Regions from separate parts of the Homo sapiens genome. Here region 2 is linked to region 1. A link is an interaction called in ENCODE POLR2A ChIA-PET data of the cell type or tissue named here. Cell type or tissue: B cell. All regions are shown on one strand. Links, peaks and the distances in the headings refer to the core of each region. The heading gives the core; the rest is flanking DNA. Region 1 holds the start of LOC107986672 (a long non-coding RNA gene). Region 2 overlaps CEP43 (centrosomal protein 43).

Region 1 (5,382 bases), core at 146-5,145:
TGAACATGCATCCACCATGGGAACCTGCAACCGACTCCTACATGTCTACCCAAGAGACATGGGAGGATTAACACTGGAACATTCCCAGCAGGTTTATTCTTAACCGTCCCAAACTGAAAAAGACCCAAATGTCTGTGAACTGGTGAGCAGATACCCGAGTTGAAGTGTATCCATGCAACAGCATATACTACTCAACCATGAAAAGGAACGGGCGACTAATGCATGCTCCAACGGGGGTGACTCAAAACCTTCGCTCGGTAAGAAATCCAGGCAGAAGAGACCATGCACTGCACCATTCCACCCCTAACATTTCTAGAAAAGGCAAAATAACAGTGGCAGGAATGAAATCAGGGATTGTCATCAGGACGGGAAGAAGGGATTGGCTGGGGTTGGGCGACACAAGGGGCTTTTGTGGTGGCAGAAATGTCCTCTATCCTGATTGTGGGGGTGGCACATGGCTGGGTGCCCTTGTCAAGACCTGTTGAATTGTACCCTTCAATCGGTGACATTTATTGCATATAAATTAGCCTCAATAAAGTTAATTTAAAAGTACCTGCGTACTCTTCCGCGCAAATGTGTTGGAACAGACACTTAGTGCCATAAACAGTCACAGCAAGGATCTGCCGCTGAGCACTGAGGGGTAATGGGAGGTTCTGGGGCAAGAAGAGCTTTTGAGGACTCCATAAGGACAGAGGCGGGGACGGTGGGAAGGAGTGGGCAGTGTGGGTGGAAGGCAGGGGCTTGGGGACAGCGAGGGGGAGGCCTGCAGCAGGGGCGCGGCTCTGGAGAACAAGGGAGCAGGGGCTGTGGGGAGCGGTCGCTGCAGGGTTGGACGGATGCTAGGCCAAGGTGGGGCCAGCGGCACGGGTTCCCAGGTGAGTGGGGCTGGGACCGGATGGGAGGGAGTGACCTCCCCATCACGTGGAGGCTGAGTTGATGACGATGGGAAGAGCAGCGGGGGCCAAAAAGGGAGGGACGGCCCGGCACGCCGTGCACTCGATGCCCAACGGGCCCCCATTTAAGGTAAGCATTTGTTTAACTGCACCGTGACACACAGTATTTTCTGAATTTAAGTTGAACTCAGTTCAACAAATGTTTATGAACTGTCTACGGAGGAGAGGCACTGAAGTGCAGCGATGACTCAACGCGTACTTGAGCTTCAAAAGGCTGCCAGGTAAACAAGTAATTATATAACGGTTCCATGCTAGCAGTCATCACGAGATGCACCCCAGAAAGTGAGTAACTCTTGGTGAACAGAAGGCCAGCACTGGGGCGCCTGTGTGATGGATCCCTGTCGGCAGAAGGAGTTGGGAGGGGGCCCAGAGAGAAGGGGTCCAGAGGGATGGGGGTCCCAGAAGGAGGGGTCCCAAAGGGAGGGGGTCCAGAGGGAGGGTGGTCCCAGAGGGAGGAGTCCCGGAGGGAGGGGGGCCCAGAGGGTGGGGTCCCTGAGAGAAGGAGGCCCAGAGGGAACCAGATACACAGGCCACAGGGCAGGAAGTTCCCGGCAGAGCTATGAGAAGCTGGCCTACTCCGTCCTGTTCATAAGACACTACTTTAATTTCCTTTCATTTATTCTCATGTCAGAATAAGTCAATGAACCAAAATTGATAAATTCCATGTCTCTTAGGATGGTGTTTTGCACGTGTTAGGTATAAACAATGTACAATTCTAGATAATGACAAATTTAATGTCACTGTGGTTAAGAATCAGGATTCTCCATAAAAACGGTGGTTGTCAGGTTCACCTGTATGCCAGCCACAGTCATTGAAAATGATTCGGCCTTCCCCAAGCCACTGTTTTCACAGGAAAAACTGTGTGAATTGTTTTAAGGAAACTGTTTTGGTGACAGATTGGCGTGGGTATCACCTCAACGTGTAAAGAATCCTGTTCACAACTTGCTCTATCATCTCAGATCTCAGGCAGCAGTCACCAGCTCCTTGGAGAAACAGGCTGCAGATTTTCTATTAAGAAAATGTTGATGTGAAGACACTAAGAAGTTTTTTAGTAGATATTTCTGTTCCTTCTTTAATGAACTGAGAATAAGACACCCTGTTATCTACGAGTGGCAGATGAGAGATGCAGGGAAATGTGCTGAGCCCTGTGTCCAGTTCTTGGTGAACCAGTGAACCTACCCTTGCAAAGCAGCCACCTGCAACACATCTCACACTGTCTCTTTGAGGTTCAGCACTTCCTATCTCACACGTGGTCCCTATGACCACCATTCTCACCAGATCTCACTTTGATGTCATTAAATCACATGTAAAATACATTCAGCTCAACTGATTCTTAAAGTGTAATTTTCTTGTCTTTGGAATTTAGATATTTCCCAAACAAGTGGGCAGAGGAATACTTCTAGAGCTTCTGTAGGACACACTGTTCTTTGGAGGAGGAGTTTCAGGGGCTCTAAGAAAAAGTCATCTAATGACACACTTTAGAAATGTCATTTGACTCAATTCGGTTTTGCAGTTAAGAGGCTTCTTTTCCAATATTCAGCTGCCTCAAGTAAAGTGTCGATTGTTGCTGTCTCAGTAACTCATTGTCACCCCCCACCTGAATGTTAGCCTCTCACAGGACCCGGGGTACCCTGTAGGGCGGGCACACTATGGCATGACACCAAATGAGAGACTCATCATGTCTCATCCCCTGAGTATCTCCTTCACCAGGAAGGCATATCTCATTGACTGAGCTTTATCACATGTTCTGAAGACAAGAGAAAGCAGAATTTCTTGATTCCTGTTTGGCACCTCTCTACTCTTTTTTAAAAAAAGCATTTCAAAAATATTCAGGGAATGTTGCAGTGAATTTGCCTGACTCCAGCGAATGGTGCCTGTGAAGTCCAGGAGCATAGAGCTGGTGTAAGGAAGCTCAAAACCCATTTGCAGAGAGAAAGAAGATAATGCCTCCGAATGAGGTAAAATGTTGGCTGTTGGTTCTCAGCAGGGTGTTGAGGGCATTATGAAGCAAGTGCAGGAGCGTCTGGAACGGAAGTGGTGGGCCCTTGGGGGTCAGCGTGGGTTTGGTAACACTCAGTCATGTCACACTGATTTCCAAGCCTTGGTGGTAACAGTCAATAAACTGCAGATCAGGGAGGTGTTACAGACATTGAACACTTACGATAAAATCTGAAACTTATAAGCAATCAAGAAGAGGAACCATGATCCAGGTGCAAGTACAATTAGGTGGCTTGCTAGGTGTCTGGACAATTGGCTCTGTGACACCACTTTGCTGGCAGGCTGGCACAAGGCCCTATGGACACTGCACTGATTTCGGCCTTCAGCTGTGTCCTGCCCATTGCTTCTATTGATGAGAGGGGCAAAAAGAGAGGAGGCAAGTTCATTAGATCTGAAGATGTCAAGAAGCCTAAAAAGATAATTAATATATTGGATGACAGAATCAATGTACAAATATTCTGGACAGAATCAAGCAATGGGTAAATCTAATGTTGTAAAATTCAGTAGGGAAAATAGAAGCTTCTCCACATAGCTTTAAATAAGCAGGCCGCGTGCATTGGCTCACACCTGTAATCCCAGCACTTTGGGAGGCCAAGGCAGGCGGATCACTTGAGGTCAGGAGTTTGAGACCAGCATGGCCAACATGGTGAAACCTTGTCTCTACCAAAAATATAAAAAAATTAGCTGGGTGTGGTGGCACACATCTGTAATCCCAGCTACTCAAGAGGCTGAAGCAAGAGAATCACTTGAACCTGGGAGACAGAGTTTGCAGAGAGCTGAGATTGTGCCACTGCACTCCAGCCTGGGTGACAGAGCAAGACTCCGTCTCAAAAATAAAAAATAAAAATACAAAAATAAATAAGCAACTACACAGATATAAGATGAAAGTGCAGCAGCAGCAAAAATCTTAAGAATTTTATTTGCTAGTAATCTCACCAAGAGGCTAGTTAATCAGTACTATGTGGGCGCAGACATCCAGCCAGCTGGAAAGCCAGCCAGCTCTGCTCACCTCTGGGTACTCTCCACCGTGGTCACTAAGGCTTTCCAACCCAATAATAGATAGAGCGCGGAGGCACCGGACACAGGGGACAGCACTTGTCGGCAGAATCATGGCCCCATGTCACGCTTGTGGTTAGCGGAATCATGGCCCCCTGCCCAGGCCCTGACACAGGCACCAGAACCTGTGTACGTGTTGCCTTACACAGCAAAAGGGATTTTGCATATGCAATGAAGTCAAAGATCTAAGGGCCTGGAGGTAAGCAGAGATCATGCTGGATTATCTAGTTGGACCCACTGCAATCACGAGTCCCTAGAGGTGAAGAGTCCTTCTCCCTGGAGACGGGAGAAGAAAAGATTCAAAGGTGAGAGATTCAATGTATTGTTGCTGGAGTTGCAGACAGAAGAGGGGGCCACAAGCCGAGCCATGTGGTTGCCCTGAGAAGCTAAAAAGGCCCTCTGCTGACAGCCAACGTGAATATGAGGATCTCAGTCCTACAGTCACAAAGAACTGAACTCTGCCCATGACTGGATTGGGCGAGGACCAGATCTCCTTGTAAACATGCAAATAGTACTTACTAGTGGAAAGAAGCCTGGGAACCCCTATCTAAAAGCACAGAATAGCTGGGCACAGTGGCTCACACCTGTAATCGCAGAACCTTGGGAGGCTGAGGTGGGTGGATCACTTGAGGCCAGGAGTTTGAGAACAGCCCAGCCAACATGGGATGCATCTCTCTGCCTAGTGTTTTTGTTATTGAATCATTAGTAAAGTTTGACATTAGGTAAGATCTATAGATCCTATGGATGTCTGCTTTGAAGATTCAAATCCTTGCATTAACACAATCTCTGTATTATTCTAATGCATACTTCAATTTAGGAGCTGTTTCTTCTTAGGGAATTCATGCATCCAGCATCTAAAAGTGAGTTCCAAGAGATGCTCTGGGTAAAAAGAAGGGAGGGAGACAGACAGGGGTGGGAAATGATTTCTCTGTGGCTAGTATATTAAGACATTAATAAGATGCTAACTACATCCTTCCCTAGTTTATTCCTATTAGAGCTTGTTTATCAGTGGCCCTTCAGAGCCCTGCTGGAATAACTCACTATTTCCCAAACCTTCTCACTCACAGAACCTTTTCAGTTCCTGTTCTTTGGAAACACTTTGGGAAATTTTTGAGGCCAGGAGTTCCAAGCTGCAGTGTGTGATTATCGTGTCTGTGAATGGCCACGGCACTCCAGCCTGGGCAACATAGCAAGACCTCATCTCTTTAAAAAAGGTAGTTTATTTATATGATGATATAAATCATATAATCTGACTATATAATCTATATAATTATAGATGTATGATTATATAAACCATATGATCAATAAGTTGACTGTATTAGTCCGTTCTCACACTGCTAATAAAGACATACTTGAGACTGAGTAATTTATAAAG
Region 2 (5,382 bases), core at 57-5,056, 110 kb after region 1:
CAGCAACCTCAGGATCCTTCTGTAATGTACGCCAGATCAAGATCCTCAGGGCTTCCAGTCTCAAAGAAAAGCCGTCCAGCTCCTCATCTCTGAGTCCACCTCATCCGATCCCCATCTTGCTCTCTCTGCTACCCCCAACTCGCCTCCCTGCTGTCTGTTTCCTCTCCCCAAAGCTCCATCAACCCACGGCAACTCCCTTACCTCCTCTAGCTCTTTGCTCACTGGGCACCTCCAAGTGAGGCCCCCTCCAATTTGGACAGCTGACATGCACCTGCCCTGACCACACACTCGGGCTCCCATCACTGCTCTGCTCTCATCACCCCACACACTGCAGCATAACCCTCATTGCCTGACTCTGTCACCAGAGCATGAGCTTCCTGAGGGCAGGAGTCTTCCCTCTTCTATCATTGCTGCACCCCACCCTGGAACAGCCCTGGCAAGTGGCTGACACTCAATCTACACTTACTTGTTGGAATAAATCATGTCTAGGTTTTTCTAAAATCTGGGATTGTTTTACAACATGAAAGGCATTAACAACGCATAGTCAGATTTATGGATCCAATAATTATAAACCTTCCATAGTTCATTATTTTTTAACTATAAAATGAAAACATTTATCTTATTTTTAAACCCCTAGTCTCATAGCTCAAAAACCATTTACTCACAAACCGTAAGTTTTCTCTGGCTTAGGAATGGGATCATCAAAGAAAGAATCTCCTTCCATATCATCTTCATCTGGACAAAGGCCAGCTTTGTCTTTGCCATCTAAAGTTCTGTTGCTTAGAAAAGATCCAATTTTTGTTTCATGGGACAGTAAGTGAAGGCTGCTTTTGCTCTTGGGTTCTGACAAGGAGACACTTGTATCACTCTGATTGGCCTCATCATTGGCCTTCTAGAAAGAGAGGGAAAGAGAAAAGGCCTCCTTGGTGAGATAAAACTTTAAGATATTTTCAATAATAAAAGAAGTCTCATGAGCATAATCAAACCTGTGTGTGTGCAACCTTTGTGTGTGTGTGTGTGTGTGTGTGTGTGTGTGTGTGTTGGGGCAGCTCTCAGCAGCGTGAACTGCAGAGCAATGCCACAATTCATCACTCCATCCCCAGGATTCCTAACATGGCAAACTTTCAAAGGGGGAAAAATATTAGAGAAATATATTAATACCATTCCTTTCCTCTTTCCCTAAATGGAAATACCTTTAGTATACCTATCCCATTTATAAACACTTTCCCATTGAGAAACAATTTCCCATCTCCTCTTCCATATGTCATTGCTTCATAAGTTATCTTAAATTAATACATTTTCAACTTGAAATCAGGAGAGATCATTATTATTAAAGGAGAAAAGAAAGATTATTTCATATGAATGAACCAAGCATTAAAGTAGTCATCAGTAAAAATAGCAATTTTCTATCCAGTGCTAAACACAACAGGCATCAAGGTGAAAGGCGCTGCCTTCAACCACTCATATTTCTAACATAAACCTTTGCTAATCAAAGTAATTATCTCAATTCTAACTTCCAGGGTAACTTCCTAACCTATACCTCATTTTGATGTCCATGGACATATATACGTGTGTGTGTGTGTGTATTTCTCTATGTATATTAACATCAATGTTATAAAAAAATTCTGAATCATCCTTATCCATGCCCTTGGATACAGAGTGATGTTACCACTTTTCTTTTTTGTTTTCAGGGAGTCCTAACCTTCACAGCCGACTTTCACTCCATTCTTGGTCAGATTTCTTTCTGCCCTTAGACGGGTCTATGTTAATAATAATAATGAAAACAAAAAATAATGCTAGTAATAATAAAAGCAGCTGACATTTATGGAGAACATTCAAATGCTTCACCTTATCTCACTGAATCTTGAAAATGGCCCTAGGATCTGGAGATGGCTTTCTATCTGTGGATATAAATCAGGAAACACAGAGACAGACATTGATGTCACTTGTCAAAGTCTCCAGAGAGTTAAGTGGTCAGGTCAATATCAAAGTCAAAGCCTGCTTCCAGAGGTTAACTCAATATTTATGCTATTAAGCTAAATTATAATGAATTTGTGGGCTTTATGGGTTAAAAATGGCAATTTCCCAAAATTCAGCCTTGCATACTAAAGAGAGCAGTATTGTGTAAAATACCCGTGGAATAATAGAAAAAGCACTCAACTGAAACAAGGAATCTGGAATGTAGTCCAAAATTATTAACTCCATTTTTTTTTCTTTTTTTTTTTTTTCTTTTTTAAGAAACAGGCTCTCACTATGTCATCCAGGCTGGTCTTAAAACTCCTGGGCTCAAGCAGTCCTCCTTGCCTCAGTCTCCCAAGTAGCTGGGTTTATGGGATTACAAGCACAAACTACACCCAGTCGTATAATCTTTTTTTTTTTTTTTTTTTTTTTTGAGACAGAGTCTCGCTCTGTCACTCAGGCTGGAGTGCAGTGGGGCAATCTGGGCTAACTGCAACCTCCGCCTCCCAGATTCAAGCGATTCTCCTGCCTCAGCCTCCTGAGTAGCTGGGATTTCAGGCGCGTGCCACCACGCTTGGCTAATTTTTGTATTTTTAGTAGAAACAGGGTTTCAACATGTTGGCCACGCTGGTCTCGAACTTCTGACCTCAAGTGATCCACCCGCCTCGGCCTCCCAAAGTGCTGGGATTACAGGCGTGAGCCGTGAGCCACCATACATGGCCCGTGTAATCTTAAGTAAATTAATTTCCTAGGCATGAGTTTCCTCAAGAATTGAACTAGATTCATATTTTTCAGATCAAATTATATCTAGGAAGGGATGGATGGCTGAGAAAGAATTAAAGAGTAGTAACTACTGAAGCATGGTGACCAAAGTCTGGGTTAGACATTACCGAACAAGACGCTCCTGAAGGATGGTTTCACTTTTCATATGGGTACAGACAGAATGCATTATGCATGTCTTATGATATACGTTTACATCTTTACACCAGGTAGAGGTCTTGACTAGTTGACAGTAGGCAAGATATATGCTGTGCAAATTTTATTGCCTTCTAGAGAGCTACACATTCCATGTTATTAATATAAATTAATGATTATAAAGAGATGTCTGAAAAAATAAATAGCAAGTTATAATTTTAGACAACATATTTTCAAAGGGATGGAAACTTTCAAAAATTTCCTAACAACTTTCTTGACATTTTCCTGGTATTATCAAATATAGAAAAATATTATGTAATTCACAGCAGTTGTAATTTCTGATTTTTACACTGTTTTAATAATGGATTTATGTCTTTTTAAAAGAATATGCATTTGGAAATAAATACCCTGATGTGATATTTAAACATATGTACAATGACACAGCCTGTGGCCACGACAGATTCTCTCCTTCTAAACACTCATGAGAAAGTGCCAAAGAATAACTGGCATGACAGAAACTGAAAAATGTAAATGTAAAGCAATATTATGAGAAACAATAATTATTCTGATTTCCCCAAGAATTCACACTGCCAATGTAACTTAAATCCACATAATGAACTATCTAGTATCAAAGCTGAGCAACTAGTAGGTATCCATGATTATTTGACAGGTTTGACCAATATTCCCGCTATAGACAGAAAGACCAGTTTTAGGAAGACAAGTTTTACGGAGAAGGGCATTACTATATTACACAACACATACTTGTAAACATAACAGAATTATTTTAAAAATATAGTTCTCTTAATCCAGGGAGTAAAAATAAATTCTGAAACAATCTGCTTTGGAACTGCTCTCAAAATCTAGTTCTAAACCACACAGTAACATGTTACTACTTTATAACTATGGCTCATTTTTGCCAAAAGACCATTACCAACTAGGTTATTAATGAATTCACTAAACTTAATTCCAAATAAACTTCACTATTAAAAAAATCTACAGGAAGAGGAGAAAGATTTGTCATCAACACATTTTGCAGATTAAAACCAAAGCACTGAAAACGCTGAGAGCAGTTTCAGTGGCTCCTCCATGTACACAGCAGGTGTACCCGTGTGCACAGCAGGTGTACGCGTGTGCACAGCAGGTGTATGTGTGTGCACAGCAGGTGTATGCGTGTGCACAGCAGGTGTATGCATGTGCACAGATGCTCAACCCACAACAGCGCTTCACCTCATCAACCGTCAAGTGAAAATATCACAAAGTGGAAAACGGGCACTTCATAAACATGAGGTGCAAAAACACAATATCCAAAAAATGCTGGCTATTCAGTCCCCTGGCATCAGAGTGCCTCGTGACCATGTGGCTGACTGGAAGCCGTGGCTCAACGTCACTGCCTGGCCCCGAGAGAGAATCGTACCACCGATTACTGTCCTGGGAAAAGATCAAAACTCAACGTATGCTATCTACTTAATCTATATCACTTTTGTACCATCATAAAGTCAAAAAAGCATAAATCAAACTGTTGTAACATTGGGGACCATCTGTATACGTATGTATACCCGGGAATCTGCTTTAAAAACCCTTATCATGAGTTAAGACGAACTTATGTTACGTACATAAACTTCAGTTACTTGGGTTTTGTATCACCTGGATTTGGCTAAGTTGAAGATTCAAAATGAAGCTAAATAACTAAGGTTAAGTATTGTTTAAAAACTAACAAATAAGATTTAAAAAATATAAGGCCAGGCACAGTGGCTCACACCTGTAATCCCAGCACTTTGGGAGGCCGAGGCAGGCGGATCATGAGGTCAGGAGATCCGAAACCATCCTGGCCAACATAGTGGAACCCCGTCTCTACTAAAAATACAAAAATTAGCTGGGTGTGGTGGCACGTGCCTGTAATCCCAGCTACTCAGGAGGCTGGGGCAGGAGAATCGCTTGAACCAGGAAGTTGGAGGTTGCAGTGAGCTGTAATCGCCGCCACTGCACTCCAGCCTGGTGACAGAGCGAGAATCCGTCTCAAAAAAAAATACACACACACACACATACCATGGCAATGCCTTAGAATTCATTCTCTGGACAAGCACAAAAGTTATGGGTCAAACTGTATCCCACAAATGAAATATGTTGAAACCCCTAACTCCCAGTACTTCAGAGTGTGACCTTATTTGGAAACAGTGTCCACTGCAGATGTATTTAGTTAAGATGAGTCCATTCAAAGAGTAGGGTGGGCCTGGGTCCTAACCTAATGAGTGGTATCCTTGCTGGGGGGAAGAGACACAGAGAAACACAGGGAGAAGTCCATGTGAAGATGGAGGCAAAGACTGGAGTAATCCATCTACAAGCCAAACAGCATCTGGGTCTAGCAGCCACCAGAAGCTAGAACAGGAGCCACAGCCCTCCGCGAACCTTGATTTCACATTTTTAAGCCTCTAGAACTGTGACACAACACATGTGTTGTTTTAAGCCACCCAATATTGGTACTTATATTACATTAGCCCTAGGAAACAA

What was found. ChIA-PET counts read pairs that join two places held together with the same protein. Peaks named below come from ENCODE experiments on the same cell type or tissue, not always from the same donor. Only the 100,000 strongest peaks of a DNase experiment are listed, where the experiment ranks them.
Region 2: POLR2A ChIA-PET joins it to region 1 with 5 read pairs; 2 of 35 experiments call an interaction of 5 or more read pairs at or near these places.

The regions. Positions count from the first base shown.
Region 1 is chr6:167,126,988-167,132,369 of GRCh38, reverse strand. The region is part of intron 1 of CCR6 (C-C motif chemokine receptor 6); the gene reads right to left. It overlaps LOC107986672 (a long non-coding RNA gene), which reads left to right and starts at 5,043. Exons shown (of 2, transcript XR_001744470.2): 1 at 5,043-5,221. RefSeq lists an enhancer at 2,917-3,106. In B cell, for the core only: no CTCF peak of the experiment used is centred there; DNase peaks (open chromatin) are centred at 1,169, 2,169, 3,052, 4,389 and 1 weaker place; H3K4me3 peaks cover 710 bases; H3K27ac peaks cover 5,000 bases.
Region 2 is chr6:167,017,919-167,023,300 of GRCh38, reverse strand. It overlaps CEP43 (centrosomal protein 43), which reads right to left. Exons shown (of 13, transcript NM_007045.4): 8 at 666-892. Among named protein-coding and RNA genes, the nearest start is that of CEP43, 21 kb to the right of the region's middle. In B cell, for the core only: no CTCF peak of the experiment used is centred there; a DNase peak (open chromatin) is centred at 2,860; H3K4me3 peaks cover 618 bases.